Linked DNA regions of Homo sapiens: region 2 is linked to region 1. Evidence: read pairs that join two places in POLR2A ChIA-PET (ENCODE). Cell type or tissue: PC-3. All regions are shown on one strand. Links, peaks and the distances in the headings refer to the core of each region. The heading gives the core; the rest is flanking DNA.

Region 1 (14,915 bases), core at 4,179-12,178:
ACGAGGTTGCAGTGAGCTGAGATCATGCCACTGCACTCCAGCCTGAGTGACAAAGTAAGACCCTATCTCAGAAAAAAAAAAAAAGATATTGAAGATAAGTTAAAACTCACTATACAGTTGAGAAATTTATTTTTAGGGTTCCAAAATGTTTTAATGATAGGGCTGAAACCCAAACCCAAATTCTTTGATTTGCCATCGAAATCTCTTTTCATTATCCCAGCCAGGCATTGGTGATGGAAATAAAATAATAGTCTGCTCAAAGAATGTCTGAGGATGGAGATGGAAAACCATTTAGAAAGTTGTCTGGGTATGAGTATAGATAAGGACTTGAAAGAGTAATAGTGGAAATGGAAAGGAAGGAATAACTATGAAGGCTGATAAAACAGGTCAACTATGAAGACAATATATAGTCAGTTTATGCACATGTTTGACTAGCAAGCCCCTATTCACTAGATTTAGTGTTAATCTTTTATAATAGCCATCATTTATTAAGTGTTTACTGAGTGCTTGGACATGGATTTTCTAACTTAAATCCTCTTTGAGGTAGATACTCCCATTTTACCCAAAGAGCATTTTACCAAAAGATCTTTGCCCAAGATCTTTTTTCCTTTTTTTTTTTTTCTTTTTTTTTTTTTTTTTGAGACGGAGTGTTGCTCTGTCACCCAGGCTGGAGTGCAGTGGTGCAGTCTCGGCTCACTGCAACCTCCACCTCCCTGGTTCAAGCAATTCCCCTGCCTCAGCCTCCCAACTAGCTGAGATTATAGGTGCATGCCACCACACCTGACTAATTTTCCTGTATTTTTATTAGAGACGGGGTTTCACTATGTTGGCCAGACTGGTCTCAAACTCCTGACCTCGGGCAATCCGCCCGAATCGGCCTCCCAAAGTGCTGGGATTACAGGCTTAAGCCACCACGCCCAGCCTGCCCAAGATCTTACAGCAGATAAGTGGTAGAATCTTGGTGCCAAAACCTATGCTTTTAACCAATATGCTGTAATGTACCTAAACTGTAGGTGCTAGCTTACTTCCCTATCCTGGAGAGATATGATGGTGGTGAGAAATACCAGTGCCACCGAATTGAAATATACAGTAGTTATTCAGGCCAGAAAAAGTGGAGATAATTCTGAATGTGATATATTCTCGTAGGGCACTTGAAGTGGTCATATATATTCTTCATGATGAGTATAAATTCACTAGAAACTTAAGGCTAAAGTTGAGTGGTAAGAACTTTTGCCAAATATTTAGGGATGGAAATTGGTGTCCAGGGAAAAAGAAAATACTGTAACTTATGTCTCATACTATAATTTCCTCCCTGACTTCTACTTTCTGTTTCTCTCCTGTGGCATTTTAAATATTCAATCTTGTATAATTTTTGTTGATGTGTCTCTTTTACCTAATTCAGTAGACTGTAAATTCCTAAAGGATAGTAATTACTGTGCATTTATGTATTCTCTGTTGCTGTTTTTCTTGTTTTGTATTCTGCATATGTTTATTGCATGCTTAAAAGGTGCCAGATCTGGGTTGGGTGTGGTGGCTCACGACTGTAATCACAGCTCTATGGGAGGACGAGGCAGGTGGATCACTTGAGGCTAGGAGTTCAAGACCAGCCTGGCCAACATGGCGAAACCCTCTCTACCAAAATATACAAAAATTAGCCAGGCATGTTGGTGCACGCCTGTAATCCCAGCTACTTGGAAGGCTGAGGCATGAGAATAGCTTGAACTCAGGAGGCGGAGGTTACAGTGAGCCGCCTGGGTGACAGAGTAAGACTCTGTCTCCAAAGAAAAAGAGAAAAAGAATGTGCCAGATCTGTACTAAGTCTTTAAGAGTGAATAAGATAGAACCTCTGCCCTCCAGAGGTTTATTTCTAATAGGGAAACAAATAATGTAACAAATTTAATACAGTATAATGATTGTTTTAATTGTGAAGTTAAAGGTACAGTGGAAGCTTAATAGAGAATTGAGCAATTTAAGTTATAATTTCAAATTTTTTATAATAATTAACAAGTGAAAAGTCTCAGATTGTGAGAATAAAGAAGCAACCAACTATTTTCTATCTGTGCATCTATACTTGCTGATAGATACATGGAGTACAGGTGTCTGTGAGTTAGTGGAATCTCTTTATTCTTCCATGAGAAGCGTTGGTATTTTAAAGTGGAATGAAATCTGAAAATGATAAGAACATAAAGTAAAAAGTGTTTTATAATAAACATATTTTATTAAAATCTTTCAAAAGTTCATTTAAAATTTACCACCAAAATTCAAAACAATGGCACTTAAAACACTCGGAAAAGAGAACAAAGTGTAATATATTTTTATGTAGTATTTCAAATGTAGTTTATTAGTTTTAAATCCAGTATTTCCTTTCTCACTAAATCTTCCCAAACCAGTAGATAGAAATCCCACTTGGTTTTCTTGTAAATCCCATTTGGTTCAAAAGGAGGGAGCAAAGAATGTAGACCTGAAGTAGGAGTTGGGGCCCGATGATAGCATACGTTGTTGAAATTGAGTGAGTGTGAGACAATAGCAAGTGGTGTGAGTTTTGCTGTGTTTAGAGAAGGTAATTGTTGCCACCTAAGATTATAATCTCAGTGTTGCTGGATCTTCTAAAATTGTTAAAAGCAGCCAGGAATTCAGATTCCTTTTCTGTGAAATGTTCTAATTGATAAATGTTGGCTTGAAGTCTAAAATAATGAAATTAAACAAAACATACCAGGCTGTATTTGAACCGCAAGTTACTACTTTGTGAGCTCATCTGAAATTTCACCTGGGTTCAATTCTAACTCTGCAACTAGTAAGCACTGTGACCTTGCTATACCCTCCATATAGCCATATTTTTACAAGATTTGGGGGTGTCAGGAATTAAATATGGCTATATGTTTTATATACCTATATATTTCTCTCTCCAGTATATAGAATAAGACATAATGCCACTTAAAAGATTGAGAAACTTAAATGTTTATCTGAGGTGAAACTGCTAAGGATAGGAGCTACCTTTACTAAACAAGTCTTCTTACTTCTACCCCAGTGCTTTTTCCATTATTAGTCTTATGGCTTTCAGCAGAATCACCTTGGGTTCTTGTTAAAAATGTAGATTCAGGCCGGGTGCAGTGGCTCACGCCTGTAATCCCAGCACTCTGGGAGGCTGAGGCGGGCGGATCACCTGAGGTCAGGGGTTCAAGACCAGCCTCAACATGGAGAAACCCCGTCTCTACTAAAAATACAAAATTAGCCGGGCGTTGTGGTGCATGCCTGTAATCCCAGCTACTCGGGAGGCTGAGGCAGGAGAATTGCTTGAACCTGGGAGGCGGAGGTTGCGGTGAGCCAAGATCACGCCATTGCACTCCAGCCTGGGCAACAAGAGTGAAACTCTGTCTCAGGAAAAAAAAAAAAAAAAAGTAGATTCTGAGGCTGAGTGCAGGGGCTCACGCCTGTAACCCCAGCACTTTGGGAGGCTGAGGTGGGAGGATGGCTTGAGTTCAGAGTTCAAGACCAGCCTGGGCCACATAGCAAGAGTTTGTATCTACTGAAAAAGAAAACAAGCAAAAAATTTAATGTCGATTCTGACCAGCATAAATCAGCAGGTCTGGGGTAGGGTTCAGGAAATGATATTTTATTTTATTTATTTATTTTTTGGAGACAGTTTCGCTATTGTTGCCCAGGCTGGAGTGCAGTGGTGCGATCTCGGCTCACTGCAACCTCTGCCTCCCGGGTTCAAGTGATTCTTCTGCCTCAGCCTCCCAAGTAGCTGGGATTACAGGCATGTGCCATCACGCCTGGCTAATTTTTGTATTTTTTAGCAGAGACAGGGTTTCACCATGTTGGCCAGGCTAGTCTCGAACTCCTAACCTAAGGTCATCCACCCGCCTCAACCTCCCAAAGTGCTGGGATTACAGGCGTGAGCCACCACGCCTAGCCCAGGAAATGATATTTTAAATATCCCCTTGCCCCATTTTTTAATGCAAATAGAATGGATCAGGGCTAGAAAAACATTCTTTTGGACCATATGAATAACAGGCTTCTAAGAAAATTACCTTCATTATAGTAAATAGGGTGGACAGTTTTTTTTTTTAAATTTATCCAAAATGTATTGGTTACACTAAAGTAGTATAGTGCTGTTTATTTTTTTTTTTTTATAGTCTTAGCCTTAGCCTAATTTACATTGTTTCCTATCTTAGTATTCATAGACTTTTGGACCTAGGTTAGTTTGCCTTATTAAAATGACACTGGGTTAGTAGGATACTTAGGCAAGAGAGTGGAGTGTCCAGGAAGCTTCTTAAGTGAGCAAAAGGGTATATAGTGATAGTGGTTTGTTTCTTCTTCTTCTTCTTCTTCTTCCTCTTCCTCTTCTTCTTCCTCTTCCTCTTCTTCTTCCTTCTTCTTCTTCCTCCTTCTTCCCCCCCCCCCCTTTTTTTTTTTTTTGGCTCACGTGATCCTCCCACCTCAGCATCCTGTGTAGCTGTAGCTGGGAATATAGGCATTTGCCACCATGTCTGGCCAATTTTTAAATTTTTTTCATAGAGACAGGGTCTCCCTATGTTGCCTAGATTGGTCTGGAACTCCAGGGCTCAAGCTGTCATCCTGCCTCAGCCTCCCAAAGTGCTGGGATTATAGGCGTGAGCCACCATACCCAGCCTGTAATACTTTGATTATTGATCATAGATAATAATTTTCTCCATCTGTAAATGGGGTTGTTTCATTACCATCAAATTGTATGTAAAACATTTGGAAATTATCACAGATTCTGTTTTAGAGTATCTTTCATTTTAAGGTATTTACTTTCAAAAATGCCAAATTTAAATTAGCCGGGCTTGGTAGTGGGCTCCTGTAATCCCAGCTACTCAGGAGGCTGAGATAGGAGAATCGCTTGAACCTGGGAGGCAGAGGTTGCAGTGAGCTGAGATCACGCCACTGTACTCCAGCTGGGGCAACAGAGTGAGTGAGACCCTGTCTCACAAACAAACACCCCCAAAATGTCTAATTTGGAAATAAAAGGAAGACTAATTTCTTTATTTTCTGAACCCTTGAGCGTTCTGCATAGTGATTTAAAGTTTACAAAATATCTTCCATTTGTTGTCTCTTTTGGTCTGTATGCCAGTCCTAAAAAGGGGGATGGGGTAGGTGTGGTGTGATGGCTTATGCCTGTAGCCCTAGCTACTTGGGAGGTTAAGGCAGGAGGATTGCTTGAGCCCAGGAGTTTGAGGCTGCAAGTGAGCTATGATTGTGTGACTGCACTCTAATCTCCAGCCTGAGCCATAGAGCTAGAACCTGTCTTAAAAAAAAAAAAAAAAAGGTGGTGATAATATTTTCATTTTGCAGAGGAGGCTGCTGAGACTCAGGCTCTGCTTGCCAAAAGTCACACAAGTGTCTAGCTATTATCTCTTATTGGAGAGCTAAGCTTTGCAGCCCAGTCTTTTTTAGGGATTGCCTAGAAAAATATAGGAAGAAGTTTATTGGCTGGGTGCGGTGGCTCACACCTGTAATCCCAGCACTTTGGGAGGCTGAGGCGGGCAGATCACGAGGTCAGGAATTCAAGACCAGCCTGGCCAATATAGTGAAACCCTGTCTCTACTAAAAATACAAAAATTAGCCAGGCATGGTGGCACGTGCCTGTAGTCCCAGCTATTCAGGAGGCTGACTGAGGCAGGAGAATTGCTTGAACCCAGGAGGTAGAGGTTGCAGTGAGCCAAGAGTGTGCCACTGTACTCCAGCTTGGGCAACAGAGTGAGACTGTCTTAAAAAAAAAAAAATTTTTTTTTATTAAACATGAAATGGAGGCCAGGTGCGGTGGATCACACCTGTAATCCCAGCACTTTGGGAGGCCAAGGCGGGCAGATCACTTGAGGTCAGGAGTTCGAGACCAGCTTGGCCAACATGGTGAAACCCCATCTCTACTAAAACACAAAGAAATTAGCTGGGCATGGTGATGCATGCCTGTAATCCCAGCTACTCAGGAGACTGAGGCAGGAGAGTCACTTGAACCTGCGAGGCGGAGGTTGCAGTGAGCCAAGATTGTGACACTGTGCTCCAGCCTGGGTGACAGAGTGAGACTCAGTCTTTAAGGAAAAAAAAATAGATGAAATGGAGGAGTTGCAGTGGAAAGTTAAATGAGGCTGGAAAGTTTTGGGGTAATGGAGTGATCCTGGAATAGTAAAATTTTCAGTGTAGCTATGGAAAAACAATAGTAAGTTTAAGAAGGCATTTGATTGTTGGCTTATTATAGTATCACAAGACTGGCTGCTGTCTACATAATCCCCCCAGATATTTTCTACTCAAATATTTTCCACTCTTCAAACTTTAGAATTGTGAAGTGAACCTTATAGATTTGTCTAACTCCTTTATTTTTAAGACAGAGTCTCACTCTGTCGCCCAGGCTGGAGTGCAGTGGTGTGAACTCGGCTTCACTGCAAGCTCCACCTCCCGGGTTCACACCATTCTCCTGTGTCAGCCTCCCGAGTAGCTGGGACTACAGGCGCCTGCCACACGCCTGGCTAATTTTTTGTGTTTTTAGTAGAGACTGGGTTTCGCCGTGTTAGCCAGGATGGTCTCGATCTGCTGACCTCGTGATCTGCCCGCCTCGGCCTCCCAAAGTGCTGGGATTACAGGCGTGAGCCACTGCGCCTGGCCTTTAACTCCTCTATTTTTGGATCACGAAACTAATATAGGCGGCATGGTGACTCACACCTGTAATCCCAGCACTTTGTGAGGTTGAGGCAGAAGGATAACTCGAGGCTAGGAGTTTGAAACCAGCCTGGGCAACATAGTGAGACACCATCTCTACAAAAAAAAATTTTTTTTTTTTTAATTAGCCACACATGGTGGTGAGTGCCTGTAGTCCTAGCTACTTAGGAGGCTGAGGTGGGAGGATCACTTGAGCCCAGGAGTTCAGTGTTACAGTAAACTATGATGACTTCACTGCATTCCGTCCTGCCTAGGCAACAGGGTGAGATTCTGTCTCTAAAAATAAAAAGAAATTAATAGCTAATAATGGGTCACATGCCCCATTAGTGACAGAACTGTAATTCAGATCCCCTGAGTTTCATGTTGCCACTCTTTACAAGTATATTTTTTCTTTTGGAATTCATTAATCAAGAAATACTCATGTAGGCTGGGCACAGTGGCTCATGCCTGTAATCCCAGCACTTTGGGAGTATGAGGTGGGTGGATCACCTGAAGTCAGAAGTTCGAGGCCAGCCTGGCCAACATGGTGAAACCCCGTCTCTACTAAAAATACAAAAAATTAGCCACCTGGTGGCGGGCACCTGTAATCCCAGCTACTCAGGAGGCTTGAGGCAGGAGAATCGCTTGAACCTAGGAAGTGAAGGTTGCAGTGAGCCGAGATCGCGCTGTTGCACTCCAGCCTAGGCAACAAGAGTGAAACTCCATCTTAGGGGGGGAAAAAAAAAAAAGAAAAAGAAATACTCACATAGATTGGAGCTCACTGGTAATTTTTGGTCTACCTACATGTATATAGGAGTGTACTGGGTACTTGAAGGAAGCCATTAATTTTTACTGTGACCTGTTTTTTAAAAAGAGGAAAAATGTTTTCAGAATTTCTAACAGACCACTTACCCTAAACCTAATTTCCTGGAAAACACCATTATTATGGGGGCTGACTTGAGGTTTTCCTTCACTGAAACTGGTTATGGCAACTTTCCAATTCAGTTTTTTAAAAGTTTGTCGATATATGTTGAATGTAAGTTCTTTAGTATTTTTTTCTTAAACATTTGATGCTTCCTTCTCCTTGACTACTGAGTGATAACAAGAAATGAAATTGAACAAGCCTTAAGGCTCTAATGACCAGTAATGTAAAACTCAAATATTTCATTATAAAAGTTTACATATTTTTTGATATATGGAGACCTTTCTAATATAGTGATATGTTCTACTTGATAAAATAATTCCTTGATTATGAGAGTTAAATCATTAGTATCTTGTGATGTTAAGCGGCGCGCATCATGATGACTAAGTATTTACAGTTGAACAAGTTTCAGACCCGCTACGAACATGTTCATTCTCTGAGTCAACAAATGCTTTTTAACTAAATGCCATTCTGGCCTACATACTGTGTCAGATATGGATATAAACATAAGTAAAACTCAGGGCACAAAAGTGCTACCACTTTTTTTCCCCCCGTGAGATGGAGATTCTCTCTTGTTGCCCCAGACTGGAGTGCAATGGTGTGATCTCGGCTCACTGCAACTTCTGCCTCCCAGTTTCAAGTGATTCTCCTGCCTCAGCCTCCCAAGTAGCTGGGATTACAGGAACATGCCACCACGCCCAGCTAATTTTTGTATTTTAAATGCAGACGAGGTTTTGCCATGTTGGCCAGGCTGATCTCGACCTCCTGACCTCAAGTAGTCTGCCTGCCTTGGCCTCCCACAGTGCTGGGATTACAGCCGTGAGCCACCATGCCTGGCCTTTTTTTTTTCTTTAAACTAAAGACTTAACTGTTTTTTTCCGTATCTCCTCAGCCCCATGTTTTAGACTATTTTACCCCAAAATTGTATTTATTAATTTGGCTTTCCCATTTGAAAAAACAAATTGATCTTAGCATGGTGGTTAGCTTGAGGCAATCTTTAGTGAGTCAGTATAATTTTAGCTAAAACAGTTGTATCTCATGTAAAAGTATGATTTTCTTTAGGTTTTTTTTTTTTAATTGAAAGTAACTCATGAATTCTCTTTATTATCTCTTCTAAGGGCTTGAGGATATCATGTTATCCCTGGATGAGATATCCTTCCCAGGCCTAACATTCTGATTTAACAACACTTTCACTAAAGCCTTTTGCCCCACCTTTGTTCCTGTTTATTAATATATTTAGTTATATGATTAAAATTGAACTATTTTATCCTAGATGGAAAGTATCAGATGGAAATTCGTTTAGGTCATAATTAAACTTGTGTGCCTTAGAAAACATCTGTATTTGAAAATCAAATTGGCCAGGCACCATGGCTCATGTCTGTAATCCCAGCACCTTGTGGGGCCAAAGTGGGCAAATTGCTTGAGCTCAGAAGTTCAAGAACAAACTGGGCGGGCAACATGGTGAAATCCCGTCTCTACAAAAAATAACAAGAATTAGCCACATGTGGTGGTGTGCACCTGTAGTCCCAGCTTCTTAGGAAGCTGAGATGGGAGGATTACTTGAGCCCAGGAGGTTGAGGCTGCAGTGAGCCGTGGTTATGCCACTGCACTCCAGCCTGGGCGATGGTGAGACCCTGTTTTAAAAAATAAATAAAGGAAGAAAAAAATCAAATTAATTTGGTTGTTGTATAGGTCACTAAAAAGGCCATGGCAAGAATATAGTAGGTTTTTGTAGTACTGGATAATTTGAACTCTATTTTGGGTAGAAAGTTTTTCCTTTTTTTTTAAACCTTAAAAACTCTCTAGGGATTAAGTAATGTGCTCAATGTTTTCAGTTAATGTTTTCTGAGAGGTAGCATATATCATATGTTAGAGTTGCTTAGAAAAATATCTAAACGATGCTGAAAGTAATAATTGTTTCTATGCCACCTAAAGACTCATTTTCAGGAGAAATTTGCAAAAATTAAGCTTTGGTTTGGAAATAAATGTACCATTTTTTATTCAGTGTTTCTGAAAGTTTCATGTGATCACAGTTTCAATAAATGAAATGATATTTAAGTCCATTAACATGACTTGAATCCTATTTTGAATACTTTTGCAAATCAGAGAATCACCTGCGTAATTTTTTTTATCTTGATTTTCACATATGTATTTGCATTACTTAAAAAGAAGAAATAAGTACTTTAAAGATGTCAGTGTAGGTTCTTGGCCTTTATCAGTTTAATGGTCTTTTTTCCCCTCTTTTCTCTTTTTCGACAAGGTTTTTCTCTGTCACCCAGGCTGGAGTGCAGTGGTGCGATGATAGCTCACTCCAGCTCCTGGGCTCAAGTGGTCCTTCTGCCTCAATATTTTCAGTGGCTAGGACTGCAGGTGCATGCCACCATGCCCAGCTAATTTTTTTAAGAAAAATTTTTTGGAGAGACAGAGTCTTGCTCTATTGCCCAGTATGGTCTCAAACTCCTGTCCTCAAGGCATCTTCCTGCCTTGGCCTCCCCAAGTGCTGGGATTACAGGCGTGAGCCACCAAGCCCAGCCCAGTTTTAATTGTCTTTTGAAAGTGGATTTTAGGCCGGGCTCATTGGCTTACACCTGTAATCCCAGCACTTTGGAGGCTGAGGTGAGCAGATCACTCAAGCCCAGGAGTTTGAGACCAGCCTGAGCAATATGGTGAAACCCCATCTCTACTAAAAATACAAAAATTAGCCAGATGTAGTGGCAGGCACTTGTAGTGTCAGCTACTCAGGAGGCCTAGAGGCAAGAATTGCTTGAGCCTGGAAGCTGGAATTTACAGTGAGCGGAGATGGCACCACAGCACTCCAGCCTGGGTGACTTAGCAAGATCCTGTCTCAAAAAAAACATGGATTTTGTGACTTTTTGATGGCTTTTATATTTACTTGCACTTCATTAAGGTCGTCTTTAAAGACAACTTTAGATATCTTTAAAAGACAACTTCAGACATTTTTAAGCTTTTTTAACTGCTTATGCATTAGCTTCACAAATGTTCTGTTTTCTCTCATTCTCAGCTGAAGTTCCAGCTGGTCAGATTACTCTATTTTGCCTATTTATTGGTAATTCATGGAACGTGGTGCTGCGGTTGTGGTGTTTTTTTTTTTTTTTACATCATCACTATATGCAGTGCCCAGAACAGTGCCTTGAATATAGTAGAAACTCTCTTTCTCTCTCTCCTTCTCTCTCTCTCTCTCTCTCTATATATATATATATGTATATATATACGTATACATATACACACATATATATGTGTATATATATATTATTTTATTTTATTTTATTTTTGTCTCTTTGAGACAGAGTTTCACTCTTGTTGCCCAGTCTGGAGTGCGATGGTACGATGTCAGCTCACTGCAACCTCCGCCTCCCGGGTTTAAGCGATTCTCCTGCCTCAGCCTCCCAAGTAGCTAGGATTACAGGCATGCACCACCATGCCCAGCTAATTTTGTATTTTTAGTAGATACAGGGTTTCACCATGTTGGTCAGGCTGGTCTTGAACTCCTGACCTCAGGTGATCCACCCGCCTCGGCCTCCCAAATTGCTGGGATTACAGGCCTGAGCCACCGTGCCCGGGCTTTTGATTTTTTTGGGGGGCGGGGGGAAGGAGTGTCGTTGTGTTGCCCAGGCTGGAGTGCAGTGGTGCAATCTTAGCTAACTGCAACCTCTGCCTCCCGGGTTAAAGTGATTCTCCTGCCCCAGCCTCCTGAGTAGCTGGGATTACAGGTGCCCGCCACCACGCCCAGCTAATTTTTGTGTTTTTAGTAGAGATGGGGTTTCACCATGTTGGCCAGGCTGGTCTCGAACTCCTGACCTCAAGTGATCTGCCCGCCTCAGCCTCCCACAGTGCTGGGATTACAGGCATGAGCCACCATGCCTAGCCAAAACTCAATATTTGTTGTAAATGTTTGTATTGAATCTCTGTAAGGGGAAAGCAGCAGAGATGCATTGTGGTGTTCTTACATCTTACATTGTGGTATTCTTACATCTGTTGACAATTCAACCAGTGTTTTAATCACTGTAGAAGCTTCTTCCTTTCTAATTTGTTTCTGCAGGGAAATCATATGTCTTCTGTTTCTAAAGTATGGCTGATTACTAGATTATGGTTGTCCTTTAATATATTCTTCCCAGTTGTTCTATTCCTAGAGTTTGTCTCTTTAAAAATAGTGTTTCCCTGGGCTGGGTGCAGTGGCTCACGCCTGTAATCCCAGCACTTTGGGAGGCCAAGGTGGCAGATCATGAGGTCAAGAGATCGAGACCATCCTGGCCAATATGGTGAAACCCTGTCTCTACTAAAAATACAAAATAATTAGCTGGGTGTAGTGGTGCACCTGTAGTCCCGGCTACTCAGGAGGCTGAGGCAGGACAATTGCTTAAACTTGGGAGGCGGAGGTTGCAGTGAGCCGAGATTGCGTCACTGCACTCCAGCCTGGGTGACGGAGTGAGACGCCATCTCAAAAAAAAATGGTGTTTCCCAAAAAACAACAAAAGAGTTCTTTCTCTGTAGTTTAAGTCTTTAGGACAGTTTTGTAGATTGATGTAACCTTAACCATTTTAAAATCAGAACTGATTCCTGAGGGATTGTTCTCAATGACAGAGTGGCTGTGATAATCAGTGGGTTTTTGTGTTTGACTGTATTCTTTCTTTAGTTATGTTATAATGCCTTCACATTTTAGCAAGACTTGCATATATAAGAGAGCACTTAGGAATTTCTATTATTGCATAAGTAAAACTGCCTTTTAAAATAGGCAATAGGCTGATGTGCAGCTCACACTTGTAATCCCAGAGCTTTGGGAGGCTGAAGCAAGAGGATCACTTGAGCCTGAAAGGTGGAGGCTGCAGTGAGCTGATCGTGCTACTGTACTCCAGCCTCAGCGACCCTGTCTCTAAAAAATAAATGTGTAATTCCAGTTAGTGAAACATTATTTAAGGTTTTGATTTAGAAAATATGAGTATCAGTTGTTTTCCATCAGATTAATACATTGATATTGGCATATTCTTGATTTTGCATGTGTTTCCTTTCCCTTCTCCAGTTGGCCAAGTAAGTGTCTGTAGATCTTTTCCTGAGGAAGACAGTTTCTTTTAAGGAGATTATTTAGTGTTCTGGTTGAAGTTGCTTCCTTTGGAGTGAAACAAGCAACAAAAATGTTCTCACTAATTTAATATATTTTAAATAATATTTGCTGTATTTTAAAAGAAACCAAGAAGTAGGGAACCTGGATTTTATTTTTAAAAGAAGTTGAGGCCGGGCGAGGTGGTTCACGCCTGTAATTCCAGCATTTGGGAGGCCGAGGTGGGCAGATCACCTGAGGTCGGGAGTTTGAGACCAGCCTGACCAACATGAAGAAACCCCGTCTTTACGAGAAATACAGAATTAGCCGGGCACGGTGGTGCATGCCTGTAGCCCCAGCTACTTGGGAGGCTGAGGCAGGAGAATCGCTTGAACCCAGGAGGTGGAGGCTGTGGTGAGCTGAGATTGCGCCATTGCACTCCAGCCTGGGCAACAAGAGCGAAACTCCATCTCAAAAAAAAAAAAAAAAAGTTGAGTTTTCTAGAGAATACATATTAGCAGACACTCTTGCTACCTACCTTTTGAGGTCATCACTACAAATTGGTATTCAGATATTGTAAGTGATGTTCTTTAGGATTATCATTGATAGCAACTGAATAAACTGAGGGGGTTTTTTGTTTTGTTTTGTTTTGTTTTTTAATGCTGCAGCCTCTTCCTGTATGTAGTGTTTGGTGTCTTTTCCCACTGGGATCTTTCCTTGGTCTATAGCCTCTTTAATAATGTTAAGAAATTACTACTTGGCCCAGGCAATAATGTCACCTTCAAGATTGCTTTGAAAGTCATACTGTTTATTTTCTGTGAGTTAACTCTGAGTGGAGTAATTTTAAATGTGACAGCTCTTGTGATGTCGGTTTCTCTAGAGCTGTCCTTCAAAGATTGGTTTTGTTGTGTGCTGAAAGAAGGATATTGGCCAGCCTGGGAAGTCTCGGTTAACAGGAAGCAAAGTTCTGAGGAGAGCCACTTAAAGAGTTGTATTCATTCATAACAGAATTCAAATGCACAAAGTTCTCCAAGCACTGAAGATCTAAGATTATTTTCTAGACTGCTTAATTGTTTTATATATATATTTCTAGAGAAGTCTTGCGGACATCTCACCCATACTCCAAGCCTCCTAGAGTTCTTTTGGTGAAGTAAATGACTTGATTACTGTCCAGTTAGTTGATCTGATAGAGTCTTAGATGTCATTTCTTTTAAAAGTCCTACCTTGGGCCCTGAATACTGATTTACGAGAATGAATAGTTAAATGAAAGATTGGAAACTAGAGCTAGTTCTCTTACTTTAAACTGACACCCTACCCCCTGCCTTATTGAAGAGGGTGTTGTTCATGTTCTCAAGTAGCAGTACAAAAATCTCACACCTTGGTCTGACCAGTATGAAAACAGCTGCTGTAGCACAAAATGTCCTTCCTCTGTCCCCGGCTGAGATTGGGGGAGGGACAAAGCCCAACTGTTAACTTTACCCCATCCTGTCTGCCTGCTAGAAGGCCTGTTTCCTACCCTAATGGTTTCTGCCTAACAAATGGTATTTCTTTTTTACAGCATTATGATCCTGGACTTGTTGTGGTGATGGTAATCTTAGCAGTGGTAATTTTTTATTTTCAGACTGAATTACTCCTTTTGTCATCAGTGCACCAATATGTTAGGCTTACTTTCTCTGTTGTAGCCTTCATCCTTCTGCTTGGTCTTTTTCATTTTCCTTTCCTTTCCTTATGCAACTTGTCTGATCCTTGTTCATTAAAGGGTAATGTTAAGAAGGGATGTATCTGTTTGTGTTAGAACTGCCAATAAAATCAGTTAAAACATTAAATTCTAATACTGTCAAAAACTTGATTTCCCCACAATGTAATGGGCACTAGCACTTGCTACTGCAATTTATAAATAAATTAAAACAAACTTTGACTGCCTTAGAAGGCAAAAGTACTAATGCAGAGTTTATAAACAGGGGTTTACAGAGGTAATGAATTTGTACCAAAACTTTCTTGATTCTTGCAAAACGAATTCTGACAGATCAAAAAAGATACCAAAATAAATTGCTTTGACATTTCTTTTTAATTCATTCATTGGACTATTTGTTTTTACCAGTAAATCCCTGACTGAGACGTTATGAAAGTGATATTGCACCTAGGAAGTCATTTTTATAACCTGTCTTTAATTTGGTCCTTTTGCTAAAGATTGCAGTCACTGCTTATTTATTATACCATTGGGCATAGGGTAGTAATGCATTTTCATTTTGCTTTACTGGCAGTCCTTTGATTGTA
Region 2 (14,915 bases), core at 3,943-11,942, 210 kb after region 1:
GCCCAGGCTGCTCTCCAACTCCTTGGCTCAAGCGATCCTCCCACCTTGGCCTCCCAAAGTGCTGGGGATTACAGGCATGAGCCACCACGCCTGGCCTTTCTTTTTTGACAAAGCCACCAGTTCCCCTCCCATGATAACTCACTAATCCATTAATCCATTAATTCATTAATCCATGAATGGATCAGTCCATTCATGAAGGCAGAGCCTTCATGACCCAATCATCTCTTAAGAGCCCTACCTCTTGGCTGGGGCAATGGCTCATGCCTGTAATCCAGAACTTTGGGAGGCCGAGGTGGGCAGATCACCTGAGGTCGGAAGTTCAAGACCAGCCTGACCGACATGGAGAAACCCCGTATCTACTAAAAATACAAAATTAGGCCAGGCGCAGTGGCTCACGCCTGTAATCCCAGCACTTTGGGAGGCCAAGGCAGGCGGATCACGACGTCAGGAGATTGAGACCATCCTGGCTAACACGGTGAAACCCCGTCTCTACTAAAAATACAAAAAATTAGCGGGGCGTGGTGGTAGGGGGCGTGGTGGCAGGCGCCTGTAGTCCCAGCTACTCGGGAGGCTGAGGCAAGAGAATGGCGTGAACCCAGGAGGCAGAGCTTTCAGTGAGCCGAGATCGTGCCACTGCACTACAGCCTGGGTGACAGAGCGAGACTCTGTCTCAAAACAAACAAACAAACAGACAAACAAAATATATATATATAATTAGCTGGGCGTGGTGGTGCATGCCTGTAATCCCAGTTATTCGGGAGGCTGAGGCAGGAGAATCGCTTGAACCGGGGAGGCGGAGGTTGCGGTGAGCCAAGATAGCGCCACTGCACTCCAGCCTGGGCAACAAGAGCGAAACTCCCTCCCCCACCAAAAAAAAAAAAAAAAAAAAAAAAGCCCTACATCTCTCCGGTCGCGGTGGCTCACGCCTGTAATTCCACCACTTTGGGAGGCCGAGGCGGGCGGATCACGAGGTCAGGAACTCGAGACCAGCCTGGTCAATATGGTGAAACCCCGTCTCTACTAAAAATACAAAAATTAGCTGGGTGTGATGGCGGGCACCTGTAGTCCCAGCTACTCAGGAGGCTGAGGCAGGAGAATCACTTGAACCCGGGAGGCAGAGGTTGCAGTGAGCCAAGATCACACCATTGCACTCCAGCCTGGGCAACAAGAGCAAAACTCCTTCTCAAAAAAAAAAAGATCTCATATATGGAGTCCTGTCTCTGTCTTCTCCATTGTGTTTCTTCAGACTATTTCACGGCTCTTTATTATTAAAGTTTTAGAGAATGCCTTAATATCTGGTAGACCAAGTCCTCCTTGTATTAGGATAGAGTAGATTATCTTGTGGCAATAACCCCAAATCTCAGTGGCTTAATCCATGAATCTTTATCTCCCACTTACACAAGATCCACTGCATTTCTCCGTGGCAGCTTCCTTCATGCGGGGTTCATGAATCCAAGCTGATTATATCTGTGGCGAAACTGAAATATATGACTTCCAGGTCACTTTGGCAGAAGAAGAAAGGGCTGGAGGATTCACACAAGCTCTTAAATGCCTGAGCTGGGCAATGACAAAGTCACTGTGCTTACAGCCCATTGACCAGAACTAGTCATGTGGCCCTGCCTAACTTCAAAGAGGCCCCAAAACGGGAAGAAGCCAGGGATATTCAAAGCAGACTAAAATGTCTCCAACCAAACGCCTCTCTTTTTCATAAAGATAATTTAGCTATAATGAGGGCCTTATTCTTACGCTTATTGTAGTCTTCCAAAAAATTCAATTGGAAATTTAATTGAGATTGCTTGAATGTTTTTAATGTTGTTGGCACATCTTTTTTTTTTTTTTTTTTTAACAGTTTCGCTCTGTCGCCCAGACTGGAGTGCAGAGGTGCGATCTCAGCTCACTGCAACCTCCATTTCCCAGGTTCAAGCAATTCTCATGCTTCAGCCTCCCAAGTAGCTGGGACTACAGGCGACCGCCACCATACCCGGCTAATTTTTGTATTTTTTTTTAGTAGAGACAGGCTTTCACCATGTTGGCCAGGCTGGTCACGAACACCTGACCTCAAGTGATCCACCCACCCTGGCCTCCCAAAGTGCTGGGATTACAGGCATGAGCCACCGTGCCTGGTCTTATTTTAATGAGAAAGACCATCTACCCTAACAAGTCCAAAGGCTGAGGCTGGAATGCTACCTCTTCCTTTATCCTTTATGTCCATGAGGGCTCCCACTACTGGTCTCCCAAGCCCTAGGTTTATATTTATTCTTTTTTTTTGAAAGTATCTCACTCTGTCGCTCTCTTGCCCAGGCCGGAATGCAATGGTGTGATCTCGGCTCATTGCAACCTCTACCTCCCACGCTAAAGGGATCCTCCCACTTCAGCCTCCTGAGTAGCTGGGACTATAGGCACACACCACCACGCCTGGCTAAATTTTGTATTTTTTATAGAGATGGAGTCTCACCATGTTGCCCAGGCAGATCTCAAACTCCTGAGCTCAAGCGATCCTCCTACCTCAGCCTCCCAAAGTTCTGGAACTACAGGAGTGAGCCACCAGGCAGGCCTATATTTATTCTTAAAGTTGTGCAGCACTGTCTATTTTCATTTTTGTTGCTTATGCACGTCTAATCTCTCCCAGCTGAGTGGAAGATCCCAGAAGCAGAGACTTTAGGTTGAGCATTTCTTTCCTCCTCCCACCTACACCCGACCCCCCTGTTCCTAGCAGTTTATGGGAAGACTGCACCCTAAGTCCAATGTTGAGGCCAGGGTGGGGTTGGAAACTTGGGAGAGGTCTTGAAGAGTAAGAACCAGGGATAGGAACCCCACTCCTCTTTGTTGGAGAGAGGCAGAGCCTGGAACTTGGAAACTCTCTGTGGTGCCCTGTGGCCATGCAGGGCATCACATCACATGGTCAGGGGACTGCGCTTGCTAACATGCTAATTCAGGTTTATCTTCTTATAAAGCTATCAGTTCCCCTCTAACCATTAATTATGAATGAATTAATCCATTCATGAGGGCGGCCCTCAAGATCCCTATCATCTCTCGCTCTGTCGCCCAGGCTGGAGTGCAGTGGCGCTATCTCAGCTCACTGCAATCTCCGCCTCCTGGGTTCAAGCAATTCTCCTGCTTCAGCCTCCTGAGTAGCTGGGACTACAGGTGCCCACCACCACGCCCAGCTAATTTTTGTATTTTTAGTAGAGACGGGGTTTCACCATATTGGCCAGGCTGGCCTGGAACTCCTGACCTTGTGATCCGCCTGCCTCGGCCTCCCAAAGTGCTGGGATTATAGCCGTGAGCCACCACACCCGGCTCCTATCATCTCTTTTTATTTATTTATTTATTTATTTATTTATTTATTTTTTATTGATCATTCTTGGGTGTTTCTCGCAGAGGGGGATTTGGCAGGGTCATAGGACAATAGTGGAGGGAAGGTCAGCAGATAAACAAGTGAACAAAGGTCTCTGGTTTTCCTAGGCAGAGTGTGTGTGTCCCTGGGTACTTGAGATTAGGGAGTGGTGATGACTCTTAACGAGCATGCTGCCTTCAAGCATCTGTTTAACAAAGCACATCTTGCACCGCCCTTAATCCATTTAACCCTGAGTGGACACAGCACATGTTTCAGAGAGCACAGGGTTGGGGGTAAGGTCATAGATCAACAGGATCCCAAGGCAGAAGAATTTTTCTTAGTACAGAACAAAATGAAAAGTCTCCCATGTCTACTTCTTTCTACACAGACACAGCAACTATCCGATTTCTCAATCTTTTCCCCACCTTTCCCCCTTTTCTATTCCACAAAACCGCCATTGTCATCATGGCCCGTTCTCAATGAGCTGTTGGGTACACCTCCCAGACGGGGTGGTGGCCGGGCAGAGGGGCTCCTCACTTCCCAGTAGGGGCGGCCGGGCAGAGGCGCCCCTCACCTCCCGGACGGGGCGGCTGGCCGGGCAGGGGGCTGACCCCCCACCTCCCTCCCGGACGAGGCGTCTCGCCTGGCGGGGGGCTGACCCCCCCACCTCCCTCCCAGACGGGGCGGCTGGCCGGGCGGGGGGCTGACCCCCCCACCTCCCTCCCGGACGGGGTGGCTGGCCGGGCGGGGGGCTGACCCCCCCACCTCCCTCCCGGACGGGGCGGCTGGCCAGGCGGGGGGGCTGACCCCCCCCCACCTCCCTCCCGGACGTGGCGGCTGGCCGGGCAGAGGGGCTCCTCACTTCCCAGTAGGGGCGGCCGGGCAGAGGCGCCCCTCACCTCCCAGACAGGGCGGCTGGCTGGGCGGGGGGCTGATCCCCTCACCTCCCTCCCGGACGGGGCGGCTGGCCGGGCAGAGGGGCTCCTCGCTTCCCAGTAGGGGCGGCCGGGCAGAGGCGCCCCTCACCTCCCGGACGGGGCGGCTGGCTGGGCGGGGGGCTGACCCCCCCACCTCCCTCCCGGACGGGGCGGCTGGCCGGGCGGGGGGCTGACCCCCCCACCTCCCTCCCGGACGGGGCGGCTGGCCGGGCGGGGGGCTGACTCCCCCACCTCCCTCCCGGATGGGGCGGCTGGCCGAGCAGAGGGGCTCCTCACTTCCCAGTAGGGGCGGCCGGGCAGAGGCGCCCTCACCTCCCGGACGGGGTGGCTGGCCGGGTGGGGGGCTGACCCCCCACCTCCCTCCCGGACGGGGCGGCTGGCCTGGCGGGGGCTGACCCCCACCTCCCTTCCGGACGGGGTGGCTGCCGGGCGGAGACGCTCCTCACTTCCCAGACGGGGTGGCAGCCGGGCGGAGGAGCTCCTCACTTCTCAGATGGGGCAGTTGCCAGGTGGAGGGTCTCCTCACTTCTCAGACGGGGTGGCCGGGCAGAGACGCTCCTCACCTCCCAGACGGGGTCGCGGCCGGGCCGAGGTGCTCCTCACATCCCAGACGGGGCGGCGGGGCAGAGGCGCTCCCCACATCTCAGAGGATGGGCGGCCGGGCAGAGACGCTCCTCACTTCCTAGATGGGATGGTGGCCGGGAAGAGACTCTCCTCACTTTCCAGACTGGGCAGCCAGGCAGAGGGGCTCCTCACATCCCAGACTATGCGCGGCCAGGCAGAGACGCTCCTCACTTCCCAGACGGGGTAGCGGCCGGGCAGAGGCTGCAATCTCGGCACTTTGGGGGGCCAAGGCAGGCGGCTGGGAGGTGGAGGTTGTAGCCGAGATCACGCCACTGCACTCCAGCCTGGGCACCGTTGAGCACTGAGTTAACGAGACTCCGTCTGCAATCCCGGCACCTCGGGAGGCCGAGGCTGGCGGATCACTCGCGGTTAGGAGCTGGAGACCAGCCCGGCCAACACAGCGAAACCCCGTCTCCACCAAAAAAATACGAAAACCCGTCAGGCGTGGCGGCGCGCGCCTGCGATCGCAGGCACTCGGCAGGCTGAGGCAGGAGAATCAGGCAGGGAGGTTGCAGTGAGCCGAGATGGCAGCAGCACAGTCCAGCTTCGGCTCGGCATGAGAGGGAGACCGTGGAAAGAGAGGGAGAGGGAGAGGAGGGAGAGGGAGAGGGAGAGGGAGAGGGGCTCCTATCATCTCTTAAAGGTCTCACCTTTCTCGTTTTTTTTGTTTTTTTTTTTGAGATGGAGTTTGGCTCTTGTCACCCAGGCTGGAGTGCAACAGCATGGTGGCAGGGTCTCGGCTCACCGCAACCTCCACCTTCCGGGTTCAAGCGATTCTCCTACCTCAGCCTCCCAAGTAGCTGGGAATACAGGCGCCCGCCACCATGCCAGTTTAATTCTCGTATTTTTAGTAGAGATACAGTTTCACCATGTTGGCCAGGCTGGCAAACTCCTGACCTCAGGTGATCTGCCCGCCTGGACCTCCCAAAGTGCTGGGATTACAGGCATGAGCCACTGTGCCTGGCCAGCCTCACCTTTCTCTTTTGCTCTCAGTCTTCTAGGCCCCTTCCCTCTTTGGGCCCTATCAAGTTGTTGAGAGTTGTTGGGTGGGGGATGGTGTCACTCCGGGACTGGGTAATAAACCCTTTTCTCCTCTGATCACTGCTAACAAGGTGTGTCATATTTGAGAGGTTTGTTTCTGTCTCTTTGTATATGAGGGGTCTGGGTTCTCAGTTTTGCTGACCATATGGAACAGTTCTAGGGCTGTGTGACAGGATGTGACCCAGGGCTGGCAGGCTGCAGGGACATGAGCTGTGGAAATTGAGAGGGCAGAGAGCAGAATGGGCTGAAGAAGTAGCTTTCAGTATTTATTGAGCACATACTATGTGCTAGGCACAGTTCCAGGTGCTTTCCGTGTTCTTACTCTTTTCCTCCTCACAATAACCCTGTGAGGTCGGCTTTAGCCCCATCTTACTGATAAGGAAACTGAAGCACAGAGAAGATAAGGAACTCACCCTAGCTCATACGGCTTCTAAGAGGCAGGGTAGGATTCAGATGCACGGCTGTTTGACCAAGAGCCTGGTGTCCTTCTACACCTCTATGCCATCAAGCTTATGAAGTCCAGAGACAGAATGCTTGTGGAGAAGAGGAACTAGACTTTGGACACTGGATAGAATTCAAGTTGGGGGCATGCACGGTGGCTCACATCTGTAATCCCAGCACTTTGGGAGGCTGAGGTGGGCGGATCACCTGAGGTCAGGAGTTTGAGACCAGTCTGGCCAACATGGTGAAACCCTGTCTCTACTAAATATACAAAAAATAGCCGGGTGTGGGGGCGTGCACCTGTAATCCCAGCTACTTGGGAGGCTGAGGCAGGACAATTGCTTGAACCCGGGAGGTGGAGGTTGCAGTGAGCCGAGATGAGATGGTGCCAGTGCGCTCCAGCCTGGGCGACAAGAGCAAAACTCCGTCTCAAAAAGAAAGGAATTCAATTTGTTCTCAAGGGTCAGGGAGAATGGAGGGTGGGGTACCTTCCAGGTAGGTAGGGGAGTGGTTTGGCCAAGGGCAGGGAGGTGGGAATGGTGTATCGACAGCACAGGGAAGTCTTGACTGCAGAGGTGAGTCCTTCTAGAAGAGGTTCATATAAGATGGAAAAAGCAAGGTCAAGTTTGAAGAACCCTAACTGCCCAGAAGGGTTTGGACTTGATTCAGGAGGCATTAGGGAGTCTTGCAGGTTCTTGGGCTGGGAAGTGACATGATTAAAGTGATTCACCTGGAAGTGAATTCATACAGGAGGAATTCGCTGTAAGGAGGCAAACTGGGAATCTGTGCATGTCAGTGAGTCAGTAGCAGAGGCGGGCTGACATAGCCCATGCTATCATAGGACCTGCAGTCAGCATGGGGCCCGACGTTCAGCAAGAGTGAGCACTGGCTGGCCATGGTGCTCACGCCTGTAATCCCAGCACCTTGGGAGGGGCTGAGGTGGGCAGATGCCTTGAGCCCAGGAGTTTGAGACCAGCCTGGGCAATGTGGCAAAACCCTGTCTCAAAAAAAAAAAAAAATTGTGGCCAGGCGTGGTGGCAAGCGCCTATAGTCTCAGTATTCCAGAGGCTGCAGTGGGAGGATCACTTGAGCCCAGGAGGTCAAGGCTTCAGTGAGCCGTGATCGCGCCACTGCACTCCAGCCTGGGTGACAGAGTGAGACCTTGTCTCAAAAACAAAACAAAAGAAAACACTAGTATTGTGCAGGGAGTGGCAGGAGCAGAGGGAGCTGGAGTAAGGCAGGGCTTCTTGGAGGGAGAGACATTTGATCTGACTCCTGAGGGACAAGCAGTAACTGTCCCAGTGATGAGAGAGGTGGAATATCTTGAAGGAATAGAGTCTATGAAATGGAATATATCTGAGAAGTAGCCTGAAGAGAAATGGGTGAAATTTGCTCAGCAAAGTGAAGTGACATCATGGAAAGCCTGCTGGGTTGGCAGACCACATGGTGACCTCAGAAGGTTTTCTTTCCCATGTACCTGGGCCCAGAGCCAGCTGACAGGAGGTAAGGAAGGAAGGGCTGGGTGAGGAAGCAGAAGCAGGAGGTGTGGGTTATGGCCTGAGGGCCCAGCAGGAGTGCTCAGCTGACTTTTTCCCAAGATGGACCAGAAAATGCTTTTCAGGCTGGGGGACACATGCACACTCACACACATCAAATCATCTCTCTACTTCCATTAAAACATATCTTTGTATTTTCAGATTTCAAAAATAATACATGTATAAAACACTTAAATTACAGAATGATTTAACATACAGAATAAAAATCTCCAGTAATTTGGCCAAGTGTGGTGGCGCATGCCTGTAATCCCAGCAGTTTGGGAGGCCGAGGCAGGAGGATCACTTGAGGTCAGGAGTTCAAGACCAGCCTGGGCAACATGGTGAGACTTTGTGTCTACTAAAAATTTAAAAATTAGCCAGGTGTGGTGGTGTTCACCTGTAGTCCCAGCTACTCGAGAGGCTAAGGTGGGAGGATCACTTGAGCCCAGGACTTTGAGGCTGCAGTGAGCTATGATGGTACCACTGCTCTCCAGCAGAGTAAGACAGAGTGGGAGGCTGTTTCTAAAAACACAAAACAAAAAACAAAAAAACCTCCAGTAATGACTGTTAATAATTTAGAGTATATTCCTCCAGATTTATTATATGTGAACACTAATTTACATATATATTTTTCCTTTTTTTTTTTTTTTTTTGAGACAGGGTCTCGCTCTGTCTCCCAGGCTGGAGTGCAGTGGCACGATCTTGGCTCACTGCAACCTCCACCTCCTGGGCTCAAGTGATTTTCCCACCTCAGCCTCCCTAGTAGCTGGGACTACAGGCATGTTTCAGTACATCCAGCTAATTTTTTGTATTTTTGGTAGAGGTAGGGTTTCATCATGTTGCCCAGGCTGGTCTCGAACTCTTGGACTCAAGTGATTTCACCCATCTCAGGCTCCCAAAGTGCTGGGATTACAGGCGTGAGCCACTGCGCCAAGCCTACCTTACATATATTTTAAAATAGAGCATGTCTATATATGTGTGTGCATTTTATTTTTTTTAAATTTTAGACAGCGTCCCGCTCTGTCGCCTAGGCTGGAGTACAGTGGCTCAATCATGGCTCACTGCAGCCTCAACCCCCCAGGCTCCAGTAATCCTCCTACCTCAGCCTCTGGAGTAGCTAGGACGACAGGCACCCACCACCACACCCAGCCAATTAAAAAATAAAATTTTGTAGAGACAAGGTCTTCCTATGTTGCGTAGGCTGGTCTCAAACTCCTGGGCCCAAGCGATCCTCCCACCTCGACCTCCCAGAGTGCTGGGATTATAGGCATGAGTCATTCCATCTGGCCCTTATATAATTTTTTAAACAAAACTTCAAAATACATGAAGTTAAAACTAATGGAACTGAAAGGAGAAACAGATAAATCTACCATTATGGCAGGAACTACCACTACTCTCTCAATAATTGATAGAACTAGTGGACAGAAAATCATGAAGGATATAGAACACCTAAATAGCACCAGCAACCAACTTGACCTAATTTATCTTTAGGGTACACTCCACCCAACTACAGCAGAATACATATTCTTTTCAAATGCCCATGGATCATTCACCTTAAAATAGACAACATTCTGGGCCACAAACACAAACCTTAACAAATTTAAAGGAATGGAAATCACAGAAAACATAGCCTATGTTCATAACATTATTAAATTATAAATCAATAACAGAAAGACATCTAGCAAATCCCTAAATATTTGTTTCTGTTTGTTTTGAGATAGAGTCTCTCTCTGTCGCCCAGGCTGGAGTACAGTGGCGCGATCTCGGCTCACTGCAACCTCCGCCTCCCGGGTTCAAGCAATTCTCCTGCCTCAGCCTCCCAAGTAGCTGGGATTACAGGTGTGTGCCACTATGACCAGCTAATTTTTGTATTTTTAATAGAGACAACGGGGTTTTACCATGTTGGCCAGGCTGCTCTCAAACTCCTGACCTCAAATGATCTGCTCGCCTTGGCCTCCCAAAGTGTTGGGATTACAGGCATGAGCCACAGCGCCAGGCCACAAATCCCTAAGTATTTGGAAAGTAAAACAATGCACTTCTAAATAACCCATAGACCAAAGCTAAAGTCATAAGTGAAATTGAGAAATATTTTGAACTAAAGGAGGATGAAAACATATCAAAATTTGTGAGATGCAATGAAGTAGTGCTTAGGGGGAAACAGAGCATTAAATACCTAGATTAAAAAATAAGAGGCCAGGCGAGCAGGCTCACGCCTGTAATCTCAGCACTTTGGGAGGCTAAGGCAGGCGGATCATTTGAGGTCAACAGAGTGAGACTCCATCTCAAAAAAAAAAAAAAAAAAAGAAAGAAAGAAAGAAAGAAAGAAAAAGAAAATAAGAAATATCTCAAATCAATAACCTAAACTCCTGCTATAAGAAACTAGAAAAAATGAGCAAATTAAACCCAAAGCAGACAAAAGGAAGGAAATAATAAAGATAGAATAGAAATCAATGAAATTGGCCAGGCTTGGTGGCTCAGGTCTGTAATCCCAGCACTTTGGGAGGCCAAGACAGGTGGGTCACTTGAGGTCAGGAGTTCGAGACCAGCCCGGCCAACATGGTGAAACCCCATCTCTAATAAAAATACAAAAATTAGCCGGGCATGGTGGTGCACACCTATCGTCCTGGCTACTCGGGAGGCTGAGATGGCACAGCCGCTTGAACCTGAGAGACAGAGTTTGCAGTGAGCCGAGATAGCACCACTGCACTCCAGCCTGGGTAACTGAGTGAGTCACTCAAAAAAAAAAAAAAAAATCAATGAAATTAAGAACAAACAGTAGAGGAAATCAATGAAACGAAAAGCTAGTTCTCTGAAAAAAAATGAGTAAAATTTATAAACCTTTGGTCAGACTGACCAAGAAAAACAGAGAAGAGACACAAATTATAAATAACAGAAATGGAAGACATCACTACAGACCCTAAAAACATTAAAAGAATAACAAAGGAATACTACAAACATAAATACCCATACATTTGACAACTTAAACGAAATGGTAAAATTCCTATTGGCAGGGCGCGGTGGCTCACTCCTGTAATCCCAGCACTTTGGGAGGCTGAGGCAGGCGGATCGCTTGAGGCCAGGAGTTTGAGACCAGCCTGGCCAACATGGTGAGACCCTGTTTCTACTAAAACTACAAAAATTAGCTGGCCGTGGTGGTGCGCCCAGCTACTTGGGAGGCTGAGGCAGGAGAATTGCTTGAGCCTGGGAGGCAGAGGTTGCAATGAGCTGAGATCGCGCTACTACACTCCAGCCTGGGCAACAAGAGCAAAACTCCACCTCAAAAAATAATAATAATAATTAATTAAATAAATTTAAAAGTAAAATAAAGTTCCTATACGTCAGGATAAAAAAAATCCTATCATCTGTGCTGTGTGGGAATTTTTTTTCTTTTTTCTTTTCTTTTGAGACAGGGTCTCACTCTGTCATCCACGCTGGAGTGCAGTGGAGCAATCATGGCTCACTGCAGCCTCAACCTCCTGGGTTCCAGTGATCCTCCTGCCTCAGCCTCCTGAGTAGCTGGGATCACAGGCATGAGGGCACTATACCCGGCTAATTTTTGTATTTTTTTGTAGAGAGAGGGTCTTGCTATGTTGCCCAGACTGGTCTCAAACTCCTGGGCTCAAGCAATCCCGTTGCTTTGGCCTTCCAAAGTGCTGGGATTATAGGCATGCGCTACCACACCCAACCCATATATAGTTTTTTAAACAGAGTGAAAGACACAAACAGCCAAATTCACTCAAAACGAAATAGAGGATTTCAACTGGGCAAGGTGGCTCACGCCTATAATCCCAACACTTTGGAGTTGGGATTATAAGCCCAGGGGTTCAAGATCAGCCTGGGCAACATAGCAAGACTTCATCTCTTAAAAAAAAAAAAAAAAAAAACAGGAAGAAGAGTTTCCAGTCTAACATGTAAAGAGCTTGGAAATCACCTCTACATTCAAACAAGTAAAAAGCTGAACAAACTGAAAAATCAACCCTTCTTAGATCCATCAGAGAAGTGGGGTCACACAGCAAATTGCTATGCCCTAAATTGGTGAGACAGTCAGATAAAATCACAATTTCTTTTTTTCTTCGACAGGCTCTTGCTCTGTCTGGCGTACAGTGGCAAAATGATAGCTCACTGCAGCCTCAAATACCTGGGCTCAAGCGATTCTTCCATCTCAGCCTCTCTAATAGTTGGGACTACAAGCACGAGCCACCACACCCAGCTAATTTTTCAATTTTTGGTAGAGATGGGGTCTCCCTATGTTGTCCAGGCTGGTCTTGAACTACTGGGCTCAAGCAATACTCCTGCCTCAGCCTCCCAAAGTGCTGGGATTACAGGCATAAGCCACCACGCCCAGCCTGAGAATCACAGTTGATGGGAGCAGAAACTCACAAGCAGTAACCTCCACAGGAACCAGTGCCAGGGTAGAAAAACCTGAAGTGTAATTGACAAATTGCTGTAGGCTCAATGTGAGCAACTCAGAAAGTTAAAAACTGCAGGGGGAGAGGGTCAGGGGTTAGTGAGGCGGGAAGTGAGCGTAATAAAGTTTCTCTAGGGAGGCAGAGCCAGGGGAGAAAGTTGGAGTGGTGACCTAAGCAGGCAGTGGTGTGATCTGGAATCAAATCGGCCTGTGGTGCGGTGCGGAGACTCCATGAGGCCCTGCTTTGCTCTTCCTCTTGGCCCTGCTCTATGTCCGCTGGGACCACTTCCTTCCTGTCCTCACTTTGCTAGCTCCAATCCACAGCTGTTGTAGCAGAGGATGCTAATGGCCCAGGCTCACTTCCATGGGCTATATGGAGGTCCTGCAATCAATGCGTGCCCTCGACTTCAACACCCAACTCAGGTCACGCAGGGAGGCAGGCCATCAGTCTGGTGTGTGATGCTGTGCTGGGTGTGAAGGGGGTGACAAGGAAGAGAAAGCCCTGTAGCTGCCTGCTCAGCTCTATCCTGGGAAGGAGTAACCTGAAATTTGCTGGAATGCCAATCACTCTCACCGTCTCCACCAGCAGCCTCAACCTCATGGCCGCAGACTGCAAACAGGACACAGCTGAGGATGTTGCCTACGTTGCCAAAGACCCTGTGAATCAGAGAGCCTGCCACATTCTGGAGTGTCCCAAAGGCCCTCCCAGGATGTCATTAGCACCATTGGCCAGGCCTTCGAGTTGTGCTTCAAACAATACCTCACGAACCCACCCCAACTGCTCACCCCCAAGACAGGATGGCTGGCTTTGATGGATCAGCTTGGGATGAGGAGGAGGAAGAGCCACCTGACCATTAGTACTATAATGACGTCCCTGGGAAGGAACCTTCTCTTGGGGAGTTGGTAGACATGAGGCTTCGGGAAGGAGCCACTTCAGAGGCTGCTTGACCCACTCCACCCAGTGTCTGGACCCCCAGCCACTTGGGAGCTACACTGCCTGTGGGATAGCCTGCTGGGGGAGATCCAGAAGTCCGCAAACAGATGCCACCTCCACCACCCTGTCCAGCAGGCAGAGAGCTCTTCAATGATCCCTATATCAACGTCCAGAACCTAGACAAGGCCCGGCAAGCAGAAGGTGGTGCTAGGCCCCCCCATCCTGCCATCAATCGCAGTGCACCCTGGGACCTCTTTGACATGAAGCCCTTTAAAGATGCTCTTTGGGTGCCTCCCCCTCCCCAGTGGTTTCCATGGCTGAGCAGCTCCAAGGGGAGCCCTGGTTCCACGGGAAGCTGAGCCAGCGAGAGGCTGAGGCATTGCTGCAGCTCCATGGCGACTTCCTGGTGCGGGAGAGCATGACCAAGGCCAGTATGTGCTTACTGGCTTGCAGAGTGGGCTGCCTAAGCACCTGCTATTGGTGGACCCTGAAGGACTGGTTTGGACAAAGGATCACTGCTTTGAGAGTGTCAATCCCAGCACTTTGGGAGACCAAGCCAGGCAGATCACAAGGTCAGGAGATCGAGACCATCCTGGCTAATACGGTGAAACCCGGTCTCTACTAAAAATACAAAAAATTAGCTGGGCGTGGTGGCAGGCGCCCGTAGTCCCTACTCAGGAGGCTGAGGCAGGAGAATAGTGTGAACCCAGGAGGCGGAGCTTGCAGTGAGCCGAGATCACGCCACTGTACTCCAGCCTGGGCAACAGAGCGAGACTCCGTCTCAAAAAAAAAAAGAGAGTGTCAGTCACCTCATCAGCTACCACATGGACAATCACTGGCCTATCATCTCTGTGGGCAGTGAACTGTATCTACAGCAACCTGTGAAGTGGAAACTGTGATCTGCCCCAGCGCCCTCTTCCAGAAGATTCCACCCTATTCCCTAACTCTCGGGACCTCATTTGGGAGTGTTCTGTGGGTTTGGCCTTGTGTCAGAGCTGAGGGTAGTGTGGACACTGGGTTTAGTATCCAGCTAAGTGAGAGAGTTTGAGTCAGAAGCCTGGGGGAGAATCTTGCTTCTCCCCAAACATTAATCACCCGAAGTATTAATGGACAGAGTGGCCCCTTACCTACGCCTTTCCTGTGCCAACCCGATGTCCCTTCCCCAAGAAGGTGAGTGCTTGTCATGGAAAATGTCCTGTGGTGATAGGCCCAGTGGAGCAGTCACCCTTCTGGGCAAGGGGGAACAAATCACACCTCTGAGCTTCAGGGTACCCCAGACACCTCTCCACAACCCCCACCCCATGTTTAAACTTTGTGCCTTTGACCACCTCCTAGGTCTGAAGATATTTTATGCAAAGAGTTCGTGCCAGATGTGGTGGCTCACACCTGTAATCCCAGCACTTTGGGAGGCCGAGGCGGATGGATCACTTGAGGTCAGGAGTTCAAGACCAGTCTGGCCAACATGGCGAAAACCCGTCTCTACTAAAAGTACAAAATTAGCTGGGTGTAGTGGCATGCACCTATAATCCTAGTTACTAAGGAGGCTGAGGCAGGAGAATCGCTTGAACCCGGGAGGTGGAGGTTGCAGTGAGCCAAGATTGTACCACTACACTCCCGCCTGGACGACAGAGTGAGATTCCATCTCAAAAAAAAAAAA

What was found. ChIA-PET counts read pairs that join two places held together with the same protein. Peaks named below come from ENCODE experiments on the same cell type or tissue, not always from the same donor. Only the 100,000 strongest peaks of a DNase experiment are listed, where the experiment ranks them.
Region 2: POLR2A ChIA-PET joins it to region 1 with 11 read pairs; 2 of 35 experiments call an interaction of 5 or more read pairs at or near these places.

Annotation. Positions count from the first base shown.
Region 1 is chr17:44,437,997-44,452,911 of GRCh38, reverse strand. All of the region lies in intron 3 of GPATCH8 (G-patch domain containing 8), which reads left to right. Among named protein-coding and RNA genes, the nearest start is that of ITGA2B, 56 kb to the right of the region's middle. In PC-3, for the core only: a CTCF peak has its summit at 7,271 (motif pointing right); a DNase peak (open chromatin) is centred at 7,991; H3K27ac peaks cover 1,036 bases.
Region 2 is chr17:44,228,002-44,242,916 of GRCh38, reverse strand. It overlaps the pseudogene SHC1P2. Among named protein-coding and RNA genes, the nearest start is that of UBTF, 16 kb to the right of the region's middle. RefSeq lists an enhancer at 4,535-5,166 and silencers at 7,070-7,270, 7,570-7,770. In PC-3, for the core only: no CTCF peak of the experiment used is centred there; DNase peaks (open chromatin) are centred at 7,126 and 7,866; H3K4me3 peaks cover 412 bases; H3K27ac peaks cover 3,214 bases.